Regions from separate parts of the Mus musculus genome. Here region 1 is linked to region 2. A link is a loop called in an ENCODE intact Hi-C map of the cell type or tissue named here. Cell type or tissue: left cerebral cortex. All regions are shown on one strand. Links, peaks and the distances in the headings refer to the core of each region. The heading gives the core; the rest is flanking DNA.

Region 1 (2,807 bases), core at 164-2,663, 410 kb before region 2:
TCAGGGTCTTAGACATCACTGCTCCCAACAAAGTGTTAGAAAACACAACTTCAAAGGAAGAGCTAACCATTCAGCAATCTGTTTCTGCCACATGGCTGACAGGCCTCTCCCCAAACCTGGTCATCTCTCCCCCTACCCCAAGAGTTCTTCCTCCCCCCTTATCTAAAACCTAACTATGGGGAAAATGGGTACACAAATAGACCAACTATGCCCTTGGGGGCATAAGCCCACCTTGACTCTGAGAGAGATTGAAAGACAAGCCATCTGTATATAGGCAGGCTCGAATAAGATATCAGAGTCTCAGTACCTTCAACACTGTAATGTAACAATTCATCTACAGGTGTTAACTGCAAAATTTCCTCATATTATTTAGTACCTTCAAAGGACACCTGGCTTGCTTTTGCCTCTCTGTTATCAGTCCCTTTATCCTCACTGAAACCTTCGCTTACCTGTTCCCTTGCCTGAGGTAAACTATAATTCTAGAGAGAGAGCTGAGTGTGGGAACACCCGGGACATCTACACTGATCCCGGACGGCCAGGGCAGCTCCAACAGTGCCCCTCCTAACAGACATGGGCACAACAGGGTCTGCCAGCACGGGAGTAGCAGCACTTATTAAGGGAGATCAAAATTTCAAATACTCAAGTCAACAAACTGATCAAGACCTGTCAGAATAACAAAATGCCAACAAAGACTGATATAAAAGTTGGTCCCCACTGGTCTTAGAAAAAAATTAAGAGTCAATGATTTGACTCTAAGGAATAAGCTCAAGGGGGGCATGTGGAGGCCTGCTCTTTTTAACATAACGGAGCCATTCTGTATTCAAGCTCCTTTTACTCAAATGGTGAAATGAAGTTCAGGTTCTCCAGACTCCACTTCCCAGAAGTGATCATCCACAGCTGACCCTGAGGAAAGCTGCTAACAAGCCGAAAGTTCTAGCTGAATTACTTATGCTCTACTTTCTCAACGGTCTTAAATTCCCCTGTTCACCACCCATCCCCCACCCCTCTTACCTCACTTAAGACCAATCTGCTTAAAAGTTGGCTGATAATACACTGTCTAGTTAGCCTAAAATATTGTACTACTTCACTGCTTGTCTTTAAAACTTTGAACCTGGCTTTTCATATAAAAAGTCTACTTGGAGGACAGATTAGTACAACTCCTTTCGTGGTCCTGATCGATCAGTATTAGGATATACATTCAATAAACTATTCTTGCTTAACTGAGATCAGTGATTCTATGGTTTGCGGCAGTTCCTGAACCTCAACATCTACACACAAGAAAACAAAACCAAAAACCTCCATCTGCTTCTCTCTCGGGCATTAACAGTTCACCTAAGTCATAAAGTGGGGGAAAGATCTGCCTAGGACGTCTCGCCTTTAGACAGCACTGTAAAACCTTAAATACCCCAATTTAAACACTCATCTATACCACTATGTCCATTTACTTGAACTATCTTACATCTTTTCAAGGTTTATTTTTATTTATTTCTATGTCTATATCATGTATGTACATGTGCCTGCAGAGGCCAGAAGAGGGCATCAGATCCCTGGAAGCTAAAGTTACAGTAGCTTTGTGCTGTCTGAAGTGGGTGTTCTCAACCACTGAGAAATCTCTGCAGCCCTATTTGGGTTATTTTATAGGTCATATTCCAGCTAGCACTTTCCCTTCTACTGTTTCTCAATAATACAAGCAAATACAAGTGCAAATCAGACCATTTGATCCCTTTTTAAAAATTTTTTCCCTTAGAATTCTTTGGTTTGTTTTTTGTTTACTTGAGACAGGGTCTCTCTACATAGCCCTGACAGTCCTGGAACTCACTATGTAGACTAAGCTGGCTTCCAACTCACAGAAAGTCACTTGCCTCTGTGTGAGTGCTAGGATTTAAGGGCATGTGGCACTATACCCAGGCCTTTCTGACATTTAATTTAGTTACGTGTGTGTGTGTGTGTGTGTGTGTACAGGCACATGTGCCTCACTAAGGCCTGTGTGAGTCAGAGGACACCTTTGGCGTCAGTTCTCTCCCCCACTGTCACTGTATGGATTAAACACGGGTCATTCACCAGACTGTGGCAAGTGCTTTTACCAGCTGAGCCAACTTACCAGCTTGCGGTAACTGTAAAATAACATTTAGTTTGTCACTGAACTAGAATAAGCTCAAGCTCTTCTAACTCTTATATAACAGATTAGTCCTTTCCCAATTCCATGCTTTAGCCGCCCTCTGATCCTGGAGTGTGATATGCTTCCTTGGCTCTCTGACTCTGCAGAAGTCTTCTTTAATACAAACCCTGGTTGTTTTAGTTAGTTTCTACTCGTGTGATCAAACACTATGACCATCAACAACTTGGGGAGGGAAGGGTTTATTCCAGTTTACAACTCTCAGGTCCCTCCACTGCTGAGGGAAGTGGGGACAGGAACCTGGAGGCAGGAGCTGATGCAGAGACCCAGGAGGAGTGCCATTTCCTGGCTTGACCCCCATGGCATGTTCGACCTGCTCTCTTACACTATCAGGTATCACCACCAGCTCTGGGGTGGCACCACTCACAATGGTCTGGGCCTTCCCAACTAAATCATCAATTAAAAAAAAGTACCACTTTCTCGCCCATGGGCCAATTTGGTGGGGATGATATCTGTCTCAATTGAGCCTTTTCAAAACAACTCTAGATCGTGTCAAGTTGACTTAAAACTAGCAAACACTGGACTTCTAACTTCAGCTAGCCAATTCCTGATTTAGAGTGCTCCCATGAGACCATGCATTTTCCCAGTATCATGCGGGAACCTATGAACTCCAGTGGTTGTTGATAACTGT
Region 2 (2,807 bases), core at 19-2,518:
AGTTCAAATCCTCAGAACCTACGGGGTCTTGTGGGAAGGATACCCAAGGGCACTCAGGGCCCTTGAAGGGCCCGTGGAAGTGGGGAGTTAGGGGACAGGCTGCAGAAGCTGGAACATTCCCCTGGTGGTGGTGACAGCTTGCCTGTAGTTCTAACCTCGGAAGACAGATGATTCCTAAGGCAAGATAGCTACTTACCGAGAGTAGAGATTCCAGCAAGCTCTGGGTTTGACTGAATGTCCTTAGCTCAGTGAGGGAAAGCATTGATGAGGAACCCTGACGTAGCCTTAGGCCTCACATGCATACATGCCCACATACACAGGTGTTGCAGAACATACAAACATGCTATATACATGTGCACACCACATACACATGAAAACTGAAAAGGAAAAAAAACTAAATAAAAGAGGCAGACTACAAGGTGTGGTGGTACATGCTGGCTGTGATAGCCCACACTCAGGAGGTCACACAGGAGGATCTGGAGTCTAAGGCTGTACTTAGCTACATAGTAAGTTTAAGAGCAGTCTGAACTATATGAGACCCTGTCTCCCGAAGTAAAAAAGGCCTATGTGATCGTACAAGGAGGCAGGGGGATTATTTGATTTTGTTTGGTTTAGGATTTTTTTTTTTGAGATAGGGTCTCTCTGTGTAACGCTGGCTGTCCTGGAACTCACTGTGTAGTTCAGATTGCCCTCGAACTCACAGAGATCTGCTTGCCTCTGCCTGCCTAGTGAGGCTAAAGGGCTTCTGCCAGCATGCCTGGCTATTTATTTGACTTTGGCATTTCTAGCCTGCTCTCCCCTTCCAGTCCCCTGAAGGCTCTGGCACCCAGACACTCAGCTCTAAGGCCAGGATTTCTCTCTTTCACGTCCTACTACTTTCCGTACCTGCAAAATGACAGGAAATGTTCAAAAATAGTGTACCCTATTCCTGGAGTGGCCTTCTTGCAGTGTGCCGCCATCAGCAAAGCGGTCCTTCCAGGAGCAGCCAAACCTTTAGAGAAGCTGTGAGCTCCACCTACCCTCTGCTTCCCCCTGCTGCCCACAGGGGGAAAAAACAAGGCCCGGTGGGAAGGACATCCGGGACATTTGGGGAGCAAAGCAGGGGGTGGGAATTAGGGGGGTAAGAGGTTGAGCTGGGGAGGCTCACACCTCCCCAGCGTGCTCTGTTCCCAGCATGGTCCCCAACGGTGCCAATCCGTCTGACTCCAATACTTTAGCACCACCCCCCCCCCCCCGTTCAACTCTTCCACTCCACCCCCACCCCAGTCTTTATTCTTTATTTCAGCGGATTCAAAGGGGCCCTCTGTGCCCATTTTGTATCTGTTTCCTAAGCTGAGCTTCTCCCACCCGCCCTCCCTTTTTGTCCCGCCAGAGTTCTCCATCAGCAGCTTCTGCACGGTGGTGGACGTCATGAACTTCTCCAAGCTGCAGGTGCTACGCCTGGATGGGAACGAGATCAAGCGCAGCGCAATGCCGGTGGACGCCCCACTCTGCCTGCGCCTCGCCAACCTCATCGAGATCTGAGGGGCCTCGCCTTGGGCTCCTGGCTCCGGGCTCCGAGTACCGTGCACCGTGCACCGGGCTCGGGGTACATGCCCTGCCACCCCGCTGCATGTTTGGCTTTTGCTGGATGGTCTGGGACACGCATGTGACAGAAGTCCACAGGATCTTATTCAATCTCCTTCCAACAGGCAGAGTTAGGTGGGATCAGGGGCCAGGCCAGTTTCTGCAGGGGGATGAATTTGGTGGTAAAAGAAATATAGCTATAGAGTCTAGCCCCAAAATCTTCTTGCTTGGACAGTAGCATATAACCAGTTCCAATTTGACCTTTTTTGAGCTGTGCTCAACAGCATGGCCAGCTGCTTCTGCAGTTGCTCTGGGCTCCTGCTCTTTGCTCCTCAAAACATCACAACACACCTCTTGCCCAGTCACCTCCTCCCAGCCCCAGCTCACCCTCTCTGCCCTCTTTCACTGGGGCCTCTTCTAATGTCTTAGGCAGTCAGGAGACACCCACACCCTAAGGGCACACTCTTATCTGAGGCTAAACGGATGGCTAAAATCACACACTTACCCCCACCTCACCTGTTTAAAGTCACCATATTGAACACCATAATGATGAGCTGTTAACATAGGGGATAACCGACTCTATAATGGAGGATCTATCAGAGGAGGGAAGTGTCCAGTGGTCATTATCAGTATCCATAGTAAGATGGGGAAGAGACACACCTCAGGATAGCAGAACTGAAGGGGCAGCCCCCTTTCCAGTTTCATCTGACACAACATGATCTGCACCCCTTCTTGGGCTTTTAGTATCGAAGGGGCAAGCGTGGTTTTCAAAACATGAGAAAGAGCCTCTGCTCATCCTTTGGTCTAGTATGAAGGGTTGTTACGCAAATGGCAGAGGCAGACTCCACCCGCCGAGGACCTACCCACTAACCCAGACTAGGGGGTGATCTCAATAGCTCGTTTGTCCATAATGCTAGAGCATCAGGAACCAGCCCTGTGGAGATGCTCACTGGGGTGCAAGAAGCCCTGCCAGGCCCAAGTCCTGCCGACACTAGACCTGGCTTCCTCTGCATTCACACTATGCAGTCCGCCTTATGCCCAGTGGTGCCTGTGATTTGTAGTTTGTCTAAGAACAGCCCCATCTTCTCCTTTTTAAAGGTGATATTGCCTAGGTACAACCAACAGCTTCTTCTAGACCCCACTGGGATAGAGCCACCAGGGTAGCGAGTGGCAAGAAGCAGTTGTAAGATGCTAGCCTGAGGTGGGTCCCTGCCTTAGACCCCTGACTCTGTGTGCACTTG

What was found. A loop is a pair of places that touch in the nucleus more often than their neighbours do. Peaks named below come from ENCODE experiments on the same cell type or tissue, not always from the same donor. Only the 100,000 strongest peaks of a DNase experiment are listed, where the experiment ranks them.
Region 1: a loop joins it to region 2, with 5 times the contacts of the local background. A loop is called at or near these places in 10 of 42 quality-filtered maps.

Annotation. Positions count from the first base shown.
Region 1 is chr1:133,630,829-133,633,635 of GRCm38, forward strand. All of the region lies in intron 12 of Zc3h11a (zinc finger CCCH type containing 11A), which reads right to left. Among named protein-coding and RNA genes, the nearest start is that of Snrpe, 22 kb to the left of the region's middle. In left cerebral cortex, for the core only: a CTCF peak has its summit at 1,518 (motif pointing right); a DNase peak (open chromatin) is centred at 1,538.
Region 2 is chr1:134,045,102-134,047,908 of GRCm38, forward strand. Fmod (fibromodulin) reads left to right here. Exons shown (of 3, transcript NM_021355.4): 3 at 1,373-2,807. The coding sequence ends at 1,524. Among named protein-coding and RNA genes, the nearest start is that of Fmod, 9.3 kb to the left of the region's middle. In left cerebral cortex, for the core only: a CTCF peak has its summit at 1,028 (motif pointing left); DNase peaks (open chromatin) are centred at 1,022 and 1,499; H3K4me3 peaks cover 359 bases; H3K27ac peaks cover 315 bases.